Regions from separate parts of the Homo sapiens genome. Here region 1 is linked to region 2. The links are chromatin contacts, found by Hi-C or POLR2A ChIA-PET in ENCODE. All regions are on one chromosome and are shown on one strand. The core of a region is the stretch at or near the end of the contact, and the rest is flanking DNA. Distances in the headings are between cores, read along the strand shown. Region 1 has its middle 20 kb from the start of ZBTB41. Region 2 overlaps ZBTB41 (zinc finger and BTB domain containing 41).

Evidence for each region. Hi-C counts contacts between places; a loop is a spot of excess contacts on that map. ChIA-PET counts read pairs that join two places held with the same protein, here RNA polymerase II (POLR2A). Pooled maps may share reads with other maps.
Region 1: a map of PC-9 shows a loop between it and region 2 (6-fold over the local background). The contact joins two enhancer-like sites. A Hi-C loop is called at or near these places in 7 of 168 maps with a recorded cell type or tissue (CD8-positive, alpha-beta T cell, Caco-2, Calu3 and 4 more) and 6 of 50 pooled maps. POLR2A ChIA-PET finds 5 or more read pairs at or near these places in 2 of 52 experiments (A673 and activated CD4-positive, alpha-beta T cell).

The regions. Positions count from the first base shown.
Region 1 is chr1:197,218,390-197,224,239 of GRCh38, reverse strand. It overlaps a transcript of CRB1 not described here and the pseudogene LOC127011. Among named protein-coding and RNA genes, the nearest start is that of ZBTB41, 20 kb to the right of the region's middle. Within about 2 kb of position 1,804, at least 2 of the 41 ENCODE cell types and tissues checked have a DNase peak (open chromatin) inside an H3K27ac peak, as active enhancers do; they include PC-9, where a contact is called at or near this core.
Region 2 is chr1:197,175,787-197,181,626 of GRCh38, reverse strand. ZBTB41 (zinc finger and BTB domain containing 41) reads left to right here. Exons shown (of 11, transcript NM_194314.3): 6 at 510-639; 7 at 3,115-3,210; 8 at 4,957-5,063. Among named protein-coding and RNA genes, the nearest start is that of ZBTB41, 23 kb to the left of the region's middle. Within about 2 kb of position 2,431, at least 2 of the 41 ENCODE cell types and tissues checked have a DNase peak (open chromatin) inside an H3K27ac peak, as active enhancers do; they include PC-9, where a contact is called at or near this core.

The DNA of each region.
Region 1 (5,850 bases), core at 555-3,054, 43 kb before region 2:
TATACTTTTTGGGTCCCCAGGAAGTTCCTCTGAGTTTCAGACTCCATTATGTAAACAGGACATTAAATATTGGCTAAGTACAAGAGCTTTAAAGAAAAATTTTTTCGGTACAAGAGCTTTAAAGAAAAATTTTTTCGGAATTATTATTAACGTGTCAGTCTTTATAGACATGAGTCCATTCCAAAAAGTAGAACTCATCCACTTCCACTTAATATTCTACAGGATGAAGTTGGACCACAAACCATAGTACCTTACACAGGGGGAGAAGTTACTGAACTAAAAATATTTTATGTTCATGCCTCAATGATTTTTGTGTGTATAATTAAAAGCATCTATACTCCACAAGGCTAGTTTCTTCTTACATAAATGTAATATTTTTAGTATCCATACTAGAGTATGGGTCACCAAACTTGAAGAAGGTTAAAAAACAGCCATCCTCTGTCAATCAGAAAGAGTTCCAAAACTAAGTGACTGTATAAGCACATCCATATTTTAGGGCTATTCGAAGTTAAAAACCTTTCCTCTTGTTTCAGAGATACTTATATCAAATGAAGACATTTACAAATTGTTCATAGTATACAACAGTCCAAATATGATTTTCACCTATGCTGTGTAAAGAAGTTAAACATTCATAAGTTTCTCTAATAAATTCAGTGCATTTTTCCATAATAAATAACACAAGCTATTCTAAATGTTTTAATTTCTTTCAGTGCATATTTCCAAACTCATTAAAGGGAATGAAATCGTGTTATTAAATGGCTATGATATATTTCAGTATATTATGGAATCTACACTGTACAGTTTGATTCACATCAATACTGTAATTCACTCTAAAAAAAACCATAGGCACACACAAAATAGAGAAGAAATGTGAGGTTTTAATAAATTTAAAGTATGCTATCTACTTTAAACCACAATGTATGATATATTTTAACAAAACAGCCAATTTCCAAACCCCTTTTCTAATTCTGGCACAAGGAATATTCAATCTATTCGAATCTTCTGGTTTGTAATCCTATAAATGATGCTATCATATCCAGGATCCATGTTCCAAATATTGTAAGAAGTGATAATCACAGCCAGGGCCAAGGCAATCATTATCCAAAGTATCATGTTGAAAATCACTGAATATTCAAAATTATACGCAAGGTTATAGGGACTTGCTGGGTTCTTCACTTATTTTGCCTCAAAGATAGTCCTTGTCTTCCTCATAAGGGAGGTGTCAAATGACTTAATAGTGACTAACTCTACCACTGCATTCCCACTGTAAAGATTGTACATGTTATCTGCAAACTCTTGCAGAGCGTCAACAGGATTTTAGAAGCAACTATGAATTGTTCAGAGTCTTCCCTGTAATGCTTCCCAATTTCATCCAAACCTGCCAGCTCCAGTGAATATAAATCAGGAGAATGATCCTTGGCTAGATGCTTATGACAAGACACCAAGCTTGAAATATCATGTAGCACTTGGAGTTCAGAAAGAAAGAGCAAGTCAACTCCATTGTTCCTACTCAGAGAATTCAGGGGAAATGAACTGAGAATGGAGTTTTCCTGAAACAAGTAATTATGGAGCTGTCCTAAGGTGACTGAAAGGTCTTCAAACACTGAGTTTGCCTTCCCTACCAAATACACTCTTTCCTCACTAGGAGCCAACTGCAAAACAACAGGAGTTTCGTCAGAAAATAAAGAGCGAATGGAATTTGCAACACTGCCAAGACCAAACGGAACTGCATTCTCCAAAGGGTATGAAATGACACTGCCTGGTGGTAGAGCCAGTTTGTCCACTCCCTTCACCATCACCATGACGGTAGCCCGAGGACGATGAAATAGGTCACCTACTGCAAGTCCTGGCCAAGAAAGGTTTTCCTTCACAGAGAAGGCCATGGACAATGCAGCCACGTCTGGGATTCACTCTCCCGGTATAGGCCAATTTCCATTTCTGAAAATAACAGACCAAGAACTAAACTCGTTCCCTCAAACACCCGCCACCAACGACAGGAGCACGGCAAACACAATCATGGTGCCGCTGCGGCCGCGCAGTGCAGGGCAACAAGGAGCGGGCCGGCAGGACACAGGCAAGCACTGCGGTGTGACTGGGTGACGGCATTAGGACTCATCCTGACTCCTGGGGCTTGTCCTTTCATCGCCTAAAGGAATATATTTTTTAAAAAAAGTAAAAAATAAAATTATACCTGTATATATTGAATATTTTCTAAAAGAATATCCTCCACTATATATTTGATATAGAAATATTTTATAGATATTCCTGTGAGCAAAGATTTTGGTTGGAAAGATCTGTAGTTGCCCAATATTGGAAGAGGAATTTAAAAAAATGGTTAAATAAAAATTGAAGCATCACCTATTCTTGTCATAAATGGAAGAGAGGAGGAGCAGGGCAAGGAAAATAGTACTTTCAGTCACTGAGCATATGTCAGGATCAGGGCTAGGTGGTTAGATATACAAAGTCATTCCACCACCACCCAACCCCAATTTTATAGTGATTCAAAACAGGTTCATACAGCCTCTTTATTATTTTTTTTTAACTAAAGTCCTCTTAATGACAAAGGAAATTGAATATGGGCTGCAAGAAATATGAAGGCATATCCCACAGCTACTACTAATCAGTGAGAAATGTCTTTATTTTTTAAATTCGTCAGGCAAATGTTTCATCCTACTTCAAAATATATGTGCTTTTTGTCAGTGTAAAAAATGTTTATGACTGCTAGTAAAATTATTTTTCAGAAAGAACTGAAACACTGAGCACATCTCTCCATTTTTCACTCCAGTCTGAGGAGCATAAAAGCTAATACTAACAGAATGTGATGAGGTATGGTTTGAACACAGAGGGTCTTGACTCTAAAACTGAACTCATCCTACAATATTCTACACTAATTCTATAGTTATCAAATCTTTCCCACCAAAATCTTTGCTCACCCCTTGTTTTATCTTCCCGTTTCTTATGAATCAGTGGCATACTATCAGGCAGTTATCACCTAAAACTGAGGCCCTTTTCTTAACTGTCATTTCTGCTAGAAGTTGGCTTTATTCCTCATTGGCTTTCTTCTCTCTACCCAACATGGCCTCTAAAAATCTCTTCTATTTTCCTAATTATACTCTATCCTTCACTTTACACACCTTATGCACCCCAGGCAAAACACAAGTATCGTAGTCTGTGACTACCTTTTTATGTTTAGCCTGCCCGTTAGAAGACATGTAGATCTCTTCCTTATAGAGAATTGTATTAGTCTGTTCTCACACTGCTATACAGAACTACCTGAGACTGGGTAATTTATGAAGAAAAGAGGTTTAATTGACTCACAGTTCCACAGGCTGTACAGGAAGCATGAGTGGGAAGCCTCAGGAAACTTACAATCACATTGTAAGGCAAAGGTGAAGCAAGCACGTCTTACATGGCAGAGCAGGAAAAGAGGTGGGGGAAGGTGCCAAACACTTTTAAATGATCAGCTCACTATCACCAGAACAGCAAGGGGGAAATTCACCCCCATGATCTAATCACCTCTCACCAGGCCCCTCCTCCAATTCGACATGAGATTTGGGCAAGAACACAAATCCAAACCATATCAATAATTATGCTAAGAAATACATTTTTCTTCCTGTGTTACCACTTTGCCAAACATTAGCTGTCATTGACAAAACAACCTAAAACTTCTCAAAAGAAAGCAAACGCAATAGTTACCTTTGCTCCCTAAAGCTCTTGTAGCCCATGGTCTGACACCCTCCCTGCTCCCATCTCCTTGGATCTTGTCTCATCTCAGAAGTCCCTGTCTGAAACCAGGGCCTAGGTATTCAGCTGTCAGGGACGGTTTGTTCTCACCTGTCTTGAATGCCTAATCCAATGTTTTTATGTTGCTGGTCCACATTTTATTTTACTTCTTCTAAGTTCATTATTTACTTGTTTATACATCTTTTTACATTATTTTACTTAGTTCTTACTTTTTATTCATCTCTTTTAAAAATACTTCATTTCCTAAACTCTTTATCCAATTTGTTTTATTATTTAACACTTTACTGTGTTCCTTTTATTCCTTTTCTTTTTTGCAATCAATTTTAGTTAATTTTTTTTCTTTCAGCCTCTCCATGTTAAATAGTAGGTCAGACCCACAAAGGAGAATAAAGAAAGAGGATGACTTGTGTCTACTGGAGGAAATGTACTAATCAGAAAAACACACAAAAAAAATTATAGCTATGTTAAGTGTTACCAAGAAGAGGTATGCAGTTTCAGGAAAACATGTGACTGGGTCATTATCCTAGTCAGAGAAGTTAGCAAAAGCTTCCCTAAAGAAAAGATGAACTCTTCTCATGGAAGGATGAAAATATGTAAGACAGTGAGTGCCACTGACACAGAGATAGTACTACACAACCGTTTATGAGGAGAGAACAAGCAACCTGACTTACAGGAAGTAAAAGAAGATCATTGTGGCTGGAGCACAGAGAGAGGGAAACATAGTATAAAACTTAGAGGTAAGTGCAGTTTAGATCATACAAGTTTTGTTGAGAATTTTGGTGTGTATCTTAAAACCAAATGGAAGCCATTCAAATGCTTCAGCAAAGCTAAGAGGAGTAATGTGAGGATATTTGCATTTGAAATCTTACTCCTCTGCGTATTCGCTGTGCGACATGACTTTGGACAAGTTTCTCAATCTCTCTTAGCCTCATCTGTGAAATGGCAAGAACAATAGTCATTATATTAGCAGTCGTATAAGAAGTAGTAATGGTAATAATAGGTAAGCTTTATGGACCTGGCACTAGACAGTGTCTCATGGATTGTCTCTTTTAATCCTCTGTGATGTACATACTATTACTATCAGCCCTATTTTTCAAGTGAAGAAAATAAGGCACAAAAATCAAGTGAAAGAAACAAAACAGTAAGTGGTGGATTATCTATTTCATAGGATTTTGTGAAGATTAAAAGTGTTGCTAGACTAAACTAGTTACCACAGAATTCAGGACATAGTAAGCATTTGATAAACCTTTATGTATTTGAGGTTCCAGTTTCAAATAAAATTATGAGTCAGATTTTTAAAAACATTATCCAAGGTTGAATTCTCATCAATGACAATTTCTTTTTCTTGTGGCCAATTTTGTCATACTCATGTCTTATGCTTATTTTTAAACACATTATGAGCCTTTTCAGTGGCCATGACAAACCTACCAGCACTTTCAATTCACTTGGGCTCCCATAGTACTTGTTAGCTACATGAGCTTTAGTCCTCTTACTGTCTATGCCTCAACAACCCTGTCCTCCTCTCCCCATCAAGCCTTTCCACTGGGCTTGCTGCTATGATAAATCTGTTTTCCTAACTCTTAACTTCTTCACTAAATACTCCTTCCAACTTCTAGCCTTAACTTAAAACTTGTTATTCCCTGAGGATATTGTTTTTCCTGCAGCTGCTCAAATAGGTGTTTCCTACTACACATCCCTCCTCTCTTTGTTCTCCAGTACTACTTCCAGTCCATTATCCCTTCAAATTAATGTAAAAATAAATTAGCTCCTTTGAAGCCCATGTGTCTGCCTGTATCATGTCCTGCTCTCCTATTCCCTGCCATCCACAAACCTTGTATCATCCACAGTCAAGGGACTTTTACACGTACACAGCCCACACAACATCCTTTTCTCTTGGGGTTATGGATCCAACTTCATTGACCTCCACATTTATTCCACTCAAGTGAAACACCAGAATAGAGGTCATCAATAGGGCCTATGGGCCAAAATGAGGCTAAAAATCTTGTTTTATTTGGTCCAGGAAAATTTAAAAATATATACTTTACATGACTGGCACTGAGTCACCATAAATCCATACTCATATATGAGAATCTCTAAAAAGGCACT
Region 2 (5,840 bases), core at 1,182-3,681:
TTTTGTCAGTCAGTAGAACACTGTCTTGTCTCCAGTTTTTTATTTGGTAAAATCATAGTGAAATTCAGTATCCAACTAATGTCAGTGTTACTATGAGAGGCCTGGGCTTAATTTTGTATCACCAAATAGAAATATTTCCAAACTATAAACTCTCTTAAGTCCTCCATTCATTCTTCCAAAGTTTTTTATTACCCGCTTTCCCAAAAACTTTAGTATGCAGCCATTTCTACTTTGTTCCAGTCTGATTTCAAACCAGGAATTGGCCATTTCAATTTGTTAACTCATTAGTTTGTTCAGCATTCATTCTGTTTGTTAGATGCTGAGCCCTATACTTGGTTATAGGGATATGGAAATGTTATTCTAGGAATAAATAACCTAGAAGAGAAATTGCAGTGTATTATGACATATGCACCAATAGGATAGGCATGAACTTACAGCATACCTATTAAATTTAACTTAGTATCTCCTCTTTAAACTTTAAATGCACACTTTTTTTTTTTCCTTTTTAGGTCCTTTTCCATGTGATATATGTGGTCGCCAGTTTAACGACACTGGAAATTTGAAACGTCATATAGAATGTACTCATGGTGGAAAGAGAAAATGGACTTGCTTTATCTGTGGAAAATCAGTACGAGAAAGGTGAAGAATTATCTGCACACCCACAAAAATCCTAGTACTATTATGTAGAAATAATCAATCAATATGATTTATAGGAATTAGGGTAACATAAGACACAAAATGCATGAATTGTGCTTTAGTTTGAAATATAAGGAAAAAAGGAATTACACAAATGTTATGGAAGATGACATGGATTCAAGATTTGCAGGTTTTAGATGGATGATTTAATGTACATATTTTATGTCTTTCTGAAACCCCACTAAAACTAGATTAAGGGTTTTTGTTTGTTTTTTAAAAAGAATAAGCTACAAAGATAGGGAGAACAGAAATGTAACATGAATGACACAGGTTTGGAAGCTATAAAACAGATGGATCAAGGCAAAACAAGAATCCCAAAGATAACCTTTCCATCTTTTACTATAACTATTTAACAGGTAGGGATCTGGGAATATCTTTAGAGATATTTTCCACAAAGCTGGGTGTTATCTACAGACTGTCATATTGGTGGGCCTTGTAGAAGAGCACCATCTACTGGCAAAACTCTACTTTTATTTCAGATTCATCCTTTAAACTTACTAGGTATGGGATTGAAATACAAACCAAGTACAGTCATGCGCCGCTTAATGATAGTGCTATGTTCGGAGAAATGCATTGTTAAGCAGTTTTGTCATCACACAAATATAGAGTGTACTTATGCAAACCTAGATGGTATAGCCTACTACACATGTAGGCTATGTGGTTTAGCCAGCCCATTGCTCCCAGGCTACAAACCTGTATAGCATGTTACTGTAGTGAATACTGTAGATAATTGTAACACAGTGGTAAGTGTTGATATATTTAAACATACTTAAGCATGGAAAAAGAACTGTAAAAATGGTATAAAATATAAAAAAGAATATATGTGTTTGTGTAGGTTACCGATCATGAGTAGAGCTTGCAGGACTAGAAGTTTCTCTAGGGGAGTCAGTGAGTGAGTGGTGAGTGAATGTGAAGGCCGCGGACATTAGTGTACACTAATGTAGACTTTATAAACACTGTACATTTAGGTTTCACTAAATGTATTAAAATTTTTTCCCTCAAATGAACAGCAGCTTACTGTAACATTTTTATTTTATAAACTTTTGATTTTTTCAACCTTCTTACTCATTTAAAGTAACACTTAGCTTAAAACACACATTGTACAGCTGCATAAAGATATTTTATTTTCTATAAGCTTTTTTATATTTTTAAATTTTTTATGTTTTACTTTTTAAACTTTTTTTTGGTTAAAAACAAAAGACACAAACACAAACATTAGCCTAGGCCTACACAGGGTCAGGATCATCAATATCACTGTCTTCCACCTGCACATCTTGTCCCACTGGAAGGTCTTCAGGGACAGTACATGCATAGAGCTGTCATGTCCTATGGTAACCATGCCTTCTTAGAGAATACCTCTAGAAGGACTTGGCTGAGGCTGTTTTACAGTTAGTTTTCTTTTTTTTTTAATAAGTAGAAGAAGTACACTCTAAATCATGATAAAAAGTATAGTAAATACATACCAGTAACATAGTCGCTTATCATTATCAATAATTATGTACTGGACACAATTGTATGTGCTATGCCTATATACAGTTGGCAATGTAGTATGTTTGTCTACAACAGCATCACCACAAACATGTGAGTAATGTATTGTGCTATGATGCCACTAGGTTATAGGAATTGTGTAGCTCCGTTGTAATCTTATGGGACAGCATTGTTTATGTGGTCTGTCATTGATTGAAATGTCATTATGCAGTACATGACTGTAGTAGTGATAGCTAAAAGCCTGCAGAGGTCAGTCATATTTCCCTTTCACTTTATTTCCCCTTAAAATAACTTTGTTCATTATTACTCAGCACTTTAGATATGTGGGGAAGCTCTGAAGGTTAGAACTGTAGGAATTGCTAGTGATGTACTTTGAGGAGTAATGGTTTCATAGTAGCCCATCCAGGGCCAGTGGGGCTGGAAGACTTAGGAATAGCAATAATTACATTCTGTATATAGGTTCCTTTTTCACATCAGCACCTGGAAGTTAGAAATACTACAACATTTTCTTTGCTTTAAAACATTTTTTCAATAAATACTAAGCACATATTTGGAAGAAATAGTACTGATAAACTGGATTACTTAAATATTATTAAACCCTCTCTATCAAAATTCACATCAACTTAATTCAGTGTCATAATGAGCATTTTAAAATTATACTTCTTGAAAGTCTGCTTAAGTTGTGTAATTAAATCTCTGAGCAAACCAATGGCAAATGAGGCCGAAGTATTTTTTGTTTTTAAGGAGAGAGAGCTATAACAAGCATGTTTGTATACTAGTGAGAATAGAAAAGAACAAAATTATTGTAAGAAAGAGGAGAGAATTGCCATAATATCAGTTAGCTTGAATACCTTTCTAGTAAGTTTTCCAGAAATCTATTTACTATATATAGGCATTTAAAAAATCTCGAATCTATATATTTTAATGCAGAACTACTTTGAAAGAACATTTGAGAATCCACAGTGGAGAAAAGCCTCACCTTTGTAGTATTTGTGGGCAAAGTTTTCGTCATGGAAGTTCGTATAGGTAAGTAAAACCATTTTTTCCCTTTATTAAGTAAGATAGAATTATATCTCTATTTTAGTTCTATTTTCTTATTACTTTGTTGAATTGAAACATTTCTTAGTCCTTATGATATGCAAAGTTGTGCAAAAACTTTACTGCATAGATTTTTTTTTTACTAAACATTTTATTATCTTTATTCTGTGGTATAAAATATTATTAAATATTTTCTCACACCAAGTTTGCAGAAGGCTTTACTAAGGCATTATTTAAATATTTATTTCATTACTTTTCTCTGAATGAAAAGTCAGTTAAACTTAGTGTATTTCTCCACTCTTTACTATCAAAGAACATTTTAATATGAAAGTAAGACAAAGTAAAAAACTCCCCATTCTCAATTTTCAAAAGTCTTCTGTGCATTAATAGTGATTATAACTTATTTAGTTATTTCTGTGGTTGAATCCTTGACCATATTTGCAGTTTATGAAAAGTTTTTTTCTAAATAAATAATATGTAACTACTTCTGAAATGTGTGTACAATTTTAATTTTTATTAAAATGTTACAAGGCTTTAATATATACACTTTCATTTATTATTTATCTTGCTTTAAGTTTAAATTGAATACTTCCCCTTTAGAGGTAGTCTAGTCAGTTGGTCTTGGTAAAATCAACACTTATTTTGGCAATTTGCAAGGGAAAGCTATTCCTTTCATTAGAATATATATAGAGAGAGAGGCTCTGGAGATAAAAGTAATTCAAGTTAAATTAATCTTAATAATCTGAGCCTTTTATACTGTCTTTGGGTGACTATAAAATGAGCCCCATTTTGTTCTATTGGTGTGAAGAAAAGCAGTAAGATGTAATTTTCATAAAGTTGAGTTCTTAGAAAAGAAAATTCTTAAATATCAGTTTGTAGTTGATAACAATTATCCAGAATAGGACAGATTCTCCATTATTTGCTCTATTAGTCTGTTTTCACACTGCTATAAAGACATACTTGAGACTGGGTAACTTACAAAGAAAAAGGATTTAATTGACTCACAGTTCCGCATGGCTGGGAAGGCCTCAGGAAACTTAGAATCATGGCGGTATGTGAAGGTGCAAGCAAGGCACGTCTTACCTAGGCGAAGCAGGAGAAAGAGAGAGTAGGGGCAACTGCTGGAACACTTTTAAAGCATCAGATCTTGTGAGAACTCACTGACTGTTACAAGAACAGCATGGGGAAACTGCCCCCATGATCCAGTTACCTGCCACCAGGTCCCTCCTTCAATATGTGGGGATTACAATTTGAGATGAGATTTGGGTGGGAACACAGAGCCAAACCATACCATTTACTGTATCATTTGCTATCATCATGATATGCCTAGTCACTTGTACACTTACTTCATTTGTCTGATTCTAATTCCTTTCTGATTACTCCTACTTTTTATATTTTTGAGTCTTGGCCAGTCAGCTAGATAATAACCTTAGACATTTGATAGATTCAGTGAACTAGATTTAGGATCTAATATGATGGGAAGGAATAATGTTGAGAAGTGGTTTGAGCATATACAAATGTTGAAATGCTTTCTTGAAAGAGATGAGTAGGGACCTGGGGTCAGGTGGTAAAAGACTGAAAAGGACTCTGAAAGTCATAGAAATAAAGCCAATAATGTATGAGTGGTTGAGTAGACAGCCCAGTTTTCATTGTTTATTCATCATTTATTCATTATTGAGCTTTTTCCTTCTATGTCACCAGTTTTAATGGTGTTCAATTCTTTTTTCTTTATAGACTTCACTTACGAGTACATCATGATGATAAAAGATATGAGTGCGATGAATGTGGAAAAACATTTATCCGTCATGATCACCTTACAAAGCACAAAAAAATACATTCAGGTATACCATATTTTGTAATGCTAGTTCGAAAATCCTTTTTAAATACCTGAAAGGAACATAATATGATGTTATGTTTATGTTGGCTATAAGTTTAATAATTTGGTTTATGCTCATCACTTCTTTGTAATTCTGGTTCTGAAAACATTTTTTAAAAAGCATCCAAAAGGGACATAAGTTTATGACATATTCACTGTAATTTTAATTATTTGGTAACCCTTTGTGACTATAAAGTGTAAAGTTTAATTTTAAATAAATTCTCAAAATTTGCATTTTGCATATTACATGGATATATCTAATAATTGCTATTGACAGTTCCTTAAAGGGAGAAGCCATGATAATTTTTCTCATTTTGATTGGATTTGAGAAGAAGTTGGTGAAACTTACATATTAAAAGGGAAATGATTAAAATTAGGTGCTAAAAGTGTATATTATAGTGAATTTTGAAACCCTGTCTTTGGAGAAGAGTACCTTAATAATCCTGACCAATTTCAGATCTTTATACTGTATAATTTTTATATTCTGGGGATTTCTTTCATATTTTCCTCTCAGATTGATGTTCAGGAAGTGCTAAGAGAGCCAACTCTGTGAGCACAATAATGGGAAAGAGCCATCTCTATGAGCACGGTAGAACAGGTGATTATTATTATTATTTTAAACATAATTTTTGAATATAAAGTATGCAACAGATAGTAATTTTCTGAGATGATCTCAATGAGATAGGTTGCAGTTGTTTTCACCACTTCTAACAGATACTAAAAATCTGATGACTTTTTCCAT